Regions from separate parts of the Homo sapiens genome. Here region 2 is linked to region 1. A link is an interaction called in ENCODE POLR2A ChIA-PET data of the cell type or tissue named here. Cell type or tissue: HepG2. All regions are shown on one strand. Each heading gives the region's core, and the rest is flanking DNA. Links, peaks and the distances in the headings are about the cores only. Region 1 has its middle 29 kb from the start of MIR122HG. Region 2 overlaps NEDD4L (NEDD4 like E3 ubiquitin protein ligase).

What was found. Peaks named below come from ENCODE experiments on the same cell type or tissue, not always from the same donor. Only the 100,000 strongest peaks of a DNase experiment are listed, where the experiment ranks them.
Region 2: POLR2A ChIA-PET joins it to region 1 with 5 read pairs; 3 of 35 experiments call an interaction of 5 or more read pairs at or near these places.

What each region holds. Positions count from the first base shown.
Region 1 is chr18:58,414,666-58,420,043 of GRCh38, forward strand. No RefSeq gene overlaps it. Among named protein-coding and RNA genes, the nearest start is that of MIR122HG, 29 kb to the right of the region's middle. In HepG2, for the core only: no CTCF peak of the experiment used is centred there; DNase peaks (open chromatin) are centred at 2,256 and 3,336.
Region 2 is chr18:58,055,747-58,061,124 of GRCh38, forward strand. All of the region lies in intron 1 of NEDD4L (NEDD4 like E3 ubiquitin protein ligase), which reads left to right. Among named protein-coding and RNA genes, the nearest start is that of NEDD4L, 14 kb to the left of the region's middle. In HepG2, for the core only: no CTCF peak of the experiment used is centred there; no DNase peak of the experiment used is centred there.

The sequences.
Region 1 (5,378 bases), core at 55-5,054:
CTCCAAACCCCTTGCTTCATAGATGAGGAAACTAAAACTCTGAAAGGAGAGATTTCTTGCCCAGATTACCCAGTTAGCAAATAGTGGGGATAAATCGAAGCCCACTCACTCAACCTCCAGTACCATGGTGGGTTGAGTTTTTCCCATCACACTATTTGACCTCTTATCATTTGTCTCCAGAACTTCGCAGTTCATATTCTTAGTCATCCATTGAACCTCTTCTTCATTCATTCTGGAGTTTCCTCTAGAGCCAAGCGATAGGCTGGAACCTGGGAGGAACTGACAGCAGGATCCATTCCTTCCTTGGAGAGGCCCCGGAGGGGGTGCCTCACCCCTCCTTCCCCCCTCCCTTCAGAGCTCTCTCCTGGCTTTGGAGGGAAGGGAGCAGAGGTGTCTGAGCCCTGTCACAATCCTCATGTCCCCTCATCTGTCACCCACGAAGGCAGCTCCTAGCAAAAGCCTTTGCCGACTGAAGCCACTGAAGTAAAAAGAATGACCTCTGCCATGAGCACCTCTAAAGGAGAAGAAGCAAATGGGTTGAGGAAGTTACAGAATCTAAAGCAGGTGCAGATGGGAGCCCGTTCAGTGGGAAGAGCTTTTCCTTTAAGAGGACCGGAACTCACAATGGGTTCAGTCGCAGCTCTACTGATAGGGGTTTCACTGATCTGCTGAGCGTATGATGTGCTGTCAGAAAGCCCTAGACAGCTTCCTGAATCACTGAGAGGGTTTCCGAGAGTCAATGGAACAAAAAATTAGAAAAGGAATGGTGTTCTGTTGAGATTCTTGCACCCCTTGAAATTTAATCTGTCATTCAAAACGATTCACTCACCGACAAGAAAAACTAAAAATATTTAAGCATGACATTTGCCTTCATTAAATAGTCATTTTGTCATACATGGCTGGAAATTGAGTTTTCTGAAAGATTACTAGGAATTGTCTGCCTCTGCTGCTGGGTGTTTGTGGCTTCAAAATGAACTCGAGCATGGGGGATGCCCACATGTGCAGAAAGGATCTCAGAACTAAGTCCAAGCTATCAATTCATGCATTAGGTTGGTGCAGAAGTAATCGCGGTTTTTGACATTAAAAGTAATGTCAAAAACCGCGATTACTTCTGCACCAACCTAATATTAGCAGCAGCAATTGGATTCAACTACTTTGACAAAAATGCAAAGGGCCTGGTGGCTGTGCCTGCCCTCAGCCTGCTCCAGGGAGGGCACCCTCCTGTCCCTCCATGAGTGAAGCTGCTCTATTCCAAGCTCTGGAAAGTAACTGAGTCATTGAGTTTGTCTCTAGGTGATTCAGGTGCATCAGGTTTCACAGATGGTATCACCCAGGACCCATCTGTGAATTTAGAGACCCTCATTCTGTGAGTCAAACCCACAGTGTTTCCAACCCAGGTCCATTTCACAGGTAAGGGCTGATCCTCCCACTCTGTAATACAAGCGCCTAAACAACATGGGTCCAAGGATCCAGAACTTGACCTGAAAGGGAACAGGCAGAAGGATTCTGCCCCCAAAGGATGGGGAAGGAGGAGGAAGCCACCAAAAGGACAAGAGCGAGGTGCTGGAAGAGAGGCCCTATCTGGAGAACAGAGTGCAGAGAACACCTGTCCCCCAGGGTGGGGTGGGCCTGACCCTCACGAACCATGCTGAGACAGCTGAGCCCAGACCCCCAACAAGGCAGGGCAGCCTGGCTACTGGGCACGCAAATTCAAAAGAGTTTGAGTTTGAGGGCAGAACAGCAGTCTTCAAGAGGCAGAGGATGTATTCAAACTATGAAAATATGAGGCTCAACTCTGAATAATGTTTCCCCAAATTGATTCAAACAAGAGACAAGCTCAAGGTCTACGTGGGAAGCTGCCTGGCAGCACTGTTTTTGAACTAGCAAGAGACTGAACCAATCCAAGGAACAGTTTAAACCAATGATGGCCCCTTTTTAGAGCCGGTTGCCGTGGCACCTGGAAGGAGTTGATTGAGAAGTCTCAATCCATGAAGTGTAAATATAAAGTTTCTTTTCTGCCCCCTAAATTGCCTTTGTGCCCCCTAATTTGCCTTTCAACTGCCTTGTGTCTAATCTCTCCTGACTGTCCTTTAATGACAACTTGGGCAGATCCTGCAACTTTCTGTAGTTGGAGTGTGTCCAGTTCTCTGTAAATTTCAATCTTGTTAATGTTCAAAAGCCTCCCCTCCCCAGCAGCTGCCGAGCGGTGGCCTGGGCCGAGCTCTGAGGTCTCTCCTGATGTTGGGGGCAAGGAAGGTAGCCAGATGGCTGAGTTCTTCCACTTGCTGGTGGCCTGTCGGAGGCAGGAGCTCCCTGGTATCTGCTTTAGCGAAGAAGGTTCTGTAGTTGGAGTGTGTCCAGTTCTCTGTAAATTCCAATCTTGTTAATGTTCAAAAGCCTCCCCTCCCCAGCAGCTGCCGAGGGGTGGCCTGGGCTGAGCTCTGAGGTCTCTCCTGATGTTGGGGGCAAGGAAGGTAGCCAGATGGCTGAGTTCTTCCACTTGCTGGTGGGCCTGTCGGAGGCAGGAGCTCCCTGGTATCTGCTTTAGCGAAGAAGGTTCTGTGGGATCCTGGTGGTCTCTGAGGTGGTGGGTGTGGCTTTCATGGGAGCAGTGTTCAGCTCCACCCCAGGCCCTCTGTCACTGGGGACCTGCCACAGGAAGGGGCTTTGTCCCCTTTTGGTCCAGCCTGGGGAATGCCAGCTCCCAAGGCCCACTTTTGGCACTCCTGGAGCACTCTGGAAAAGCTCCAGTAGGTCCTCTTGGTAGTGCTGAGGCCCCAGAACTGGGATGGCAGGGCTGTCTCTGGCTTCCCAGCCATAGCGTCCTACACCCCACAGATCCCTTCTGCCCTCTAGCACAGGCAGCCAGCGGGTACCCAGCCTCTATGGTCACACAAGCTTCCTCTTGGCTGTCTCAATGCCCTTCTTCCATGGCGTGCCCTCATATGGACCCTCGATTCCGCGGCTCAGCGAGCATCAGGCTGAAGGCCCGTTGTCTCCCCTTCTAGCAAGCTCCACAAGTGACTCTCCAGGATCCCTTTCCCATCCACCTACATGACAGGAAGCTTTTTGGGAGGAAAGGAAGTCACGTCTCCCCAGGCAGACAGAAGTCCCCAAGGCTGATTTTCCACCTCCTCCCAGGCCTAGTGTGCTCCCCACAGAAACCTGCCTGGGTGGTTGATGCATAAGGAAGGTTTCCAAGTCCTCTTAAGTTATTTGCAGAGGCGACGGCGGCCTCTGGTCAGGGCTCTCTGTAGAATGCAGGAACACCTAGCATCTTTTGTTTACATCATCGACCCTTGGCTGTAATTCCAGAACAAGTGGAAAAGTCCCACATCACATCCTATTACTCATCCAAAAATAAAGAATAAAGGAACTCTATGTGTACTGACACAAAATGACCTCAACAATAGATTGTGAAATTTTAAAAGCCAGGTTCGGAACACCATATGTAATGGCCCCAATTTGTAGGAAAATGTAGGCTACAATCTACACATATGTGTCCATGGTCGTAGTCTATTTCTGAAAAGGCACAGGAAATGGGTAACAGTGGTTGCTTTGGGGGATGGGGCCTGGGGTCCCACTTTTCATTTTAGGCTTCTTTCAATGGAAGGTTCAGAGCAGGCACCAGCTGAGACAACAAGCTGGGAAGGCAGAGAGAAGGACCAATTAGAGTTGCCTTTACATTCATGAAGCAAAGGAAAGGAATGGGTGATAGAGGGAAAAGGTGGCATATGTGAAGCAAAGGGAGAAGGGCTTTGGTGCCCACAAAGGAAACAAAGACATATTACTTTTATTAAATTTACTAGCCAGGCGCAATCTGCTTGCGAAGAGGATGAGAGGCAGTTTACCATAAAAGGCACCAGGGACTTATTAGTCTAAAAACAGGAAAAAGAACAGCCAGTGGAAAAGTAGTGAGGCGAGGGAATAATTGTTTCTATAACAAAGGCACAGACTTCACTCTTCCACCCTCATGCAAAGCACTTGCTCACACACTGTCTCATTTCAACATCACCGCCACTTAAGGAGATGCTATGATCAACCCCACTTTGCAGATGAGGAAACTTCAGTCAGAAGCTGCCTTGGTTGGTGTAGATGGCACAGGGGACCAGCCTCCACTTTTTTTCATTCCAAGCGTGATTCTTTTTTCTGCATATGCTCCCAGAAGTCTAGTGCCCTAGATAATAATAATAATAATGGTACTTTTGCATGTGCATATGAGAAGCCCCTGACATGTGTACCATCTCAATCCGTCCTCTCACCAAATGTTGCTCTTAGTCGTGTTTGCACCTTCACTCTACAGAAGGGGAAACAGGTTCAGAGATGTTCAGTGACTTTGATAGGGTCACAGAATTTGAGATTGGTTGAGCAAGAATTGAGTCCTGGGTTCATAGCTCCACCTCCCTGCCCTGAAGGGGCCAGCACACCCTTTGGCCCACCAGAGAATTCTGCCTAGTGACAAGTACCGTGACCATTGGCTCAGCATCCTCTCTGAAGTTTCTGACTTCCAATGCTGCAAGCTGAAATGCAAAAGGGAGAATTTAAGTTTAAAACAAAGTAGCTCTGACAGAGTGAAGTCTTCAGATATGGAATTTACTTCTAAGATAAATAGTAAAACCCTACATTGCAGCATGGGAAAGAAGGAGGTTCCCTGAAAGTTTCATCAGATAACGAAGTCTCTCACTTCAATAGCTCAGTGTATTACGTAGAACACGCTCCTAGTTTTTCTTCCCAATCACATCGGCTTGTTCCACCTATTACACAAATGTGGGAATAAACCATGAGCATCTTGAGACCTGGCTTTACATTCTTCATCTGCATTTTTCAACAGCCCAGGACAAGGCCCGGCAAAGAAGGGCCTCAAAAATGTTGGATAGATGAATGTATGGAGGAATGGATGCATGGTTGAATGGATGGATGGACGGATCCATGGATGGATGGAATGGATAAATGGATGGATGGATGGATGGATGGATGGATGGATGGATGGATGCATGGATGGATGATGCATGGATGGATGATGCATGGATGGATGGATGCATGGATGGATGGATGCATGGATGAGTGGACGCATGGATGGATGAATGAATGGATGCATGGATGGATGGAATGGAATGGATGGATGAATGGCTGGATGGATGGATGGATGGAGGCATGGATGGATGGTTGGATGCATTGATGGATGGATGCTTGGATGGATAGATGCATGGATGGGTGGATGCATGGATGGACGAATGAATGGATGCATGGATGGATGGATGGATGCATGGATGAGTGGATGCACGGATGGATGAATGAATGGATGCAAGGATGGATGTATGGATGCATGGATGGATGCATGCATGGATGGATGGATGCATGGATGAATGGATGCATGG
Region 2 (5,378 bases), core at 280-5,279, 360 kb before region 1:
CTCTCCACTGTGGACACTTAAAGTTTGAATTTCCATCCTTCTGTGCACTCCAGTTGCGTGAAAGTAATTTACATTGCTAGTAGTGGTTTGGGTTCTCTGAAATTTTTTGTGTGTGCTATGGAAATTGTCTCCTGTGATCAGACTCAAATCCATTTCTCCTTATTATTGTTTTCTTAGGTTTTGAGTTAGAGACCTTTTCATGACCGTATAAGGTGTTGAATAGGTTTAGATATCAAAGTGATAGCTATGCATAGCTATACTCACCTGTGAGCGGTCAGCTCTTCAGTGTTTCTTTCAACTGACTTGTAATATCCAGCCACTGTTGGGTGTGACCTAAAGTGTATCTCTTCCCAAACAGAAGGGAGGAGTTGACAAACACCATGTTACTTTTAATCAGAGACTTGTCCTTGTCCCCCTTCCCCCAGCCTTTTAATAATTCTGAATTCATGTTGCAGTCGATATGTGTTTAAAGTGTTGGTAGGTTTCTTGTACTCACACCATCCTCCTCCACTCCTCTCACCCCCAAAAAGTGACAGCTGACAGTTGATGGCATCTTAGAATTGTGAGGCTTGAGTTGGTCTGTCTCAATTCGTGTTTTATGGTGGCCCATAAATTGTGAAAGATAATTGATAGTTGTCATGGGAACTAGTTATGTTGTTCAGCTATGATGTCTCAATTAGGAAATGTTCACCTAGACAGTAGGGAAATGGGCCAGCTCAGGGATGTCTTCAGGAACCAGGTTCATTGTTTTTTCTGCTTTCCCTTCTACAGCCTGGCTCTTTCCAGGGCTTCTTGGTCCTAGGCTGGCTGCCACTGACAGAGCTATGCCTTTTTTTATTTTTTTACTTTTTTTCAAGACAGTCTCACTCTGTAGCCCAAGCAAGAGTGCAGTGACACCATCTTGGTTCACTGCAACCTCCACCTCCTGGGTTTAAGCGATTCTCCTGCCCCATCCTCCCGAGTAGCTGGGACTACAGGCATGTACCACCACACCCAGCTAATTTTTGTATTTTTAATGGAGATGGGGTTTCACCATGTTGGCCAGGCTGGTCTTGAGCTCCTGACCTCAAGTGATCCACCTGCCTCGGCCTACCAAAGTGCTGGGATTACAGGTGTGAGCCACCATGCCCAGCCAGAGCTATGCCCTCTTTTTTTTTTTTTTTTGTTTGTTTGTTTATAACTGTGTACTTGTAAAGGAAAGAGAACGGCCTCCTGTGCCTTAAATCTTCTGTTGTGTCTCAGGGCCCACAGAGGCTGAGATCTGTTCATCCTGCAACCAGTCACCGTGGCAAGGAGGAGATAGAATTACCTTTTTTTCTTACCTTTTGAGCCAGGGGTAAAGTCAGGCACGGTGACCCTGCATTCCACACCTTGGATAATCCATCCACCTTCAGAAATGCCCCTGGCTTCGTGAAATGCACATGCTCCCTTTCTCCAGGGAGGTGACCCGAATATGCAGCTAAGTATTGCAAGGATTTCTGGGTAATATTACACCTGAAAGGAGGTTTTTTTTTTTTTTAATTATCTGGTGATTTATGACTAAATAGGCTATGTCTCTCAAAACATTGAACCTGCAATGGGCAAGAAAGAACAGGATGACTACAATGAACCTTCTATTTGGAAAAGGGGAAAATAAGACACTCACAGTGGGGTAGCTGGCTGAACAGGAACAGCTGGGAGCGTTTGCTTTGGTCAGCCGGTCTGGCAGCTTGCCTCTGCTGAAGTCCGTCCAGGGTGAGAATCTCGCTTGGTCATTGTCCTCTGCAGCTGCACCTGGATGGGGTAGGCACTGGCAAAGCTCCTTTTCTTGGGTGCTGCTTGGCATTAGTCTGGGGCTTCAGGATTGGTTGTCTTGGGGTTGAATAGCCACAGGCTTGTTCCAGCCTTACTGAGAATGTCTTTGGCAAAACTGCTCCCAGGAAAACTCAGGCTCTGAGTTTTGTGTCTAGTCAATTCCATGGGCTGGTAATGGCAGCCAGTGATCTCACCTAGATGAGGTCTGTGGTTCTGGGAATTCCTGGGTCTTAACAGTAAGTCCCACAGCCCTGCTAATCCCCACCACATCTGCCTTGAGGCAATTTTAAAATAGCCTAGAATGAAGAGGCACACAGTTTTGGGTCTAACAGACAACAGGGGCAGTTTAACCCACTCTGCTTTTGCTCTCTGGTGTATCAAGAATGAGCAACTTCCCCACACTGGGATTGTGGGACTCTGAGTACCCACTTCCCTTCACTCAGCCATTCCAATTTCTTAAAGCAATTTTTAAAAAATGGTGGTAAGGCCGGCCGCGGTGGCTCACGCCTGTAATCCCAGCACTTTGGGAGGCTGAGGCAGGTGGATCACGAGGTCAGGAGGTAGAGACCATCCTGGCCAATATGGTGAAACCCCGTCTCTACTAAAAATACAAAAATTAGCTGGGTGTGGTGGCACGCACCTGTAATCCCAGCCTCTCGGGAGGCTGAGGCAGGAGAATCGCTTGAACCTGAGAGGCGGAGATTGCAGTGAGCCAAGATGGTGCCACTGCACTCTAGCCTGGCGACAGAGCGAGACTCCATCTCAAAAAGGTGGTAAAATACACATGACAAAATGGACTCTCTTAGCCACATTAAAGTGTATGGTTTGGTGGCATTACATGCATGCACACTGTTGGCAGCCATCACCCCTGTCTAGCCATGGAACTCTTTCATCTTGCAAAACTGGAAATGCCTTACTCGTGAACCAGTACCTCCCCATTCCCAGCCATTCCAGTTTCTTGTAGCGCATCTTCTCTTTGATACAAAATCTTTGATAGGGTTTTGATTGCAGGCAACAGCAATTGAATCTGATGAATTCAACAGAGAAAGAATTAACTGAAGGAATTTGGGGTAGCACTGGAGTACTTGTCACACTGGAGAGACAGGCCTGGACAGGGGTCAGGGACCAATGAAGCCTGGGCATCCAGAATCACAGCTGTTAGTGTGTTTTATTATTTAAGAGTGAGCTCAGAGGTCACTGTTCAAAGCTGGGCACTCTGTCTCCAACTATCCCTCTTCACATCCCAGACTCAATAGCACCTTTCTGCATAGTTACTTCTACTGAATACTTCACTGACAGCAATGAAGGATTGTTGGTTTATGTGTCTGTCTCGTATAGATTAGGCACCTCTTCAGAGCCACAGCCACATCCCAATGATTTATCTCCAGTCCCAAGCACCGAATCAGACCCCTTGACCGTTTACTCCATTCAAGTGATGATCTCAGGTTAGATAATCATGAGGTCAGTTGGTCAAAGCAAAAACATCTTTTTAAATGTCTTTTTGAATTCTAATTTGTTTATGCAATATAGATTACTCCTCCTATTTTCTTCTTCTTTCTTTTTTTTCCTTAAGAGATGGGATCTCAGTATGTTGGCCAGGCTGGCCTCTAACTCCTGGGCTCAGCGGTTTCTCCCACCTTGGTTTCCTAAAGTTCAGGGATGACACGTGTGAGCCACCGTGCTCAGCCCCTCCTCCTATTTTCTAGTCTGTGTCATTACTGAGAATTTTACTCTTTATTCTCTTTCCTCAAATTCTAAGTGAAAAGACCTCTCCTCTCTAGGCCCCAAGAAAGGCAAATGTGTTCCACGGAAGAAGGTTGCAGACCCATGTTTGATTGCTTTATACCATATTTCCCCCCCAGAGGCTCTTAAAAGGGCAAAGAAGGTGTTGAAACTGCCACTGTCAATACCAGAGCATCTGCTTGAAACCAATGTTTCTTTTGTGACTCCAGGATCCATGCTGCCTGGCTAAGAAGGGCAGTGTCCTCCTTGCCCAGGTGTTAAACCACAACAGACCTAGAAAACTGAGATGTCACTCCTCCCCTGGAGTGACAGCAGTGTTAGGAAGTTTGGAATCTGCCAACCCACCTCATCCTGTCCATGAAGTTGTCACTTGGCTAGGTGTTGATGTAAATGTGCTACAGAAACAAACTCACCTCTTGTGGGACATGGTGACTCTGGTTAGTAACAATGTATTCTTCAAAATTGCCAAGACAGTAGATTTTAAATGTTCTTCGTATGCAAACTTGGTAAGTATGTGGGGTAATGCATAGGTTAACTAGCTTGAATTAACCATTCCGCAGTGTGTATGTATTTCGAAATAACATGTACATGACAAACAGATACAATTTTCATCAATTAAAATAAACATTTAGAAAAATAACATAAATCCTCACAATAGCCCTTTGAGGTAGGTGCTGTCATTTTATAGGTGGGGAAACTGAGGTTCAAGGAGGTTAAATAACTTGCCCAGGGTCACAGAACTACTTAGTAAGTGGCTGAGCCAGGACTTGAACAAGCAGTCCGGTTGTAGACACCCGGAGTGGAACCATCACGCTGTGGTGTGTCCGGGAGTGCTTCAAGCAGGGGTTGGTTGGGGGTGGGGTTGGGGTGGGGAAGGCACAGCTGAGGCCTGAGTGGCCAGACTGTAAAAGCCAAAGGAAGAAGTGGCTGGATGTGAACAGCTTTGTGGACCTCATCAAGGAGCTGGGACTATATTGTTTGAGGCACCTTGAGAAACCTGTTGAGATCTGGGCTTTTCTTATTAGTAAGTATGTTGCCCAGACTGGTCTCGAACCCCTGGCCTCAGGTAATCCTCCCATCTCAGCCTTCTGAGTCGCTGGGATTACAGGTGCAAGTCGTTGGGCCCGGCAATCTGGGCTTTTCTAAAGCTCACCATGCAGCTTTGGGGAGATTGGATTTGAGTTGGACAACCCTAGGCAGTTGCAGAGCTGTCCAGGCAGAAATGGTGATGACGGTGAAAATGAGCCAGGGGATAAGGCAGGAGGTATTTAGGAGGCAGATTCCATTGGATTTGGTCACTGATTGATTAGGTACAAAAAAAGGGAGGTGTCTAGAATAATCCCTAGGTTTCTTCAGAGGACTAGGTAGATGGGAGGAGGGGAAGAAGCCTATCTCTATTAAATACTTAGTACAGTGGCTCTAAACTGGGGCCTGTCTTGCACCCTTCCTTCTCCCCTAGGGGACATTTGGCAATGCCTGGAGACTTTTTTTTGAGACGGAGTTTTGCTCTTGTTGCGCAGGCTGGAGTGCAATGGCGTGATCTCAGCTCACTACAACCTCCGCCTCCTGGGTTCAAGCGATTCTCCTGCCTCAGCCTCACGAGTAGCTGGGGTTACAGGTGCCTGCCACCACACCCAGCTAATTGTTGTATTTTTTAGTAGAAATGGGGTTTCACCATGTTGGTCAGGCTGGTCTCAAACTCCTGACCTCAAGTGATGTACCGGTCTCGGCCTCCCAAAGTGCTGGGATTACAGGCGTGAGCCACTGTGCCCGGCCGCCTGGAGACATTTTTGATTGTCACAGCTTAGGAGATGCCTCTGACATCTAGAAGGTGGAGGCCA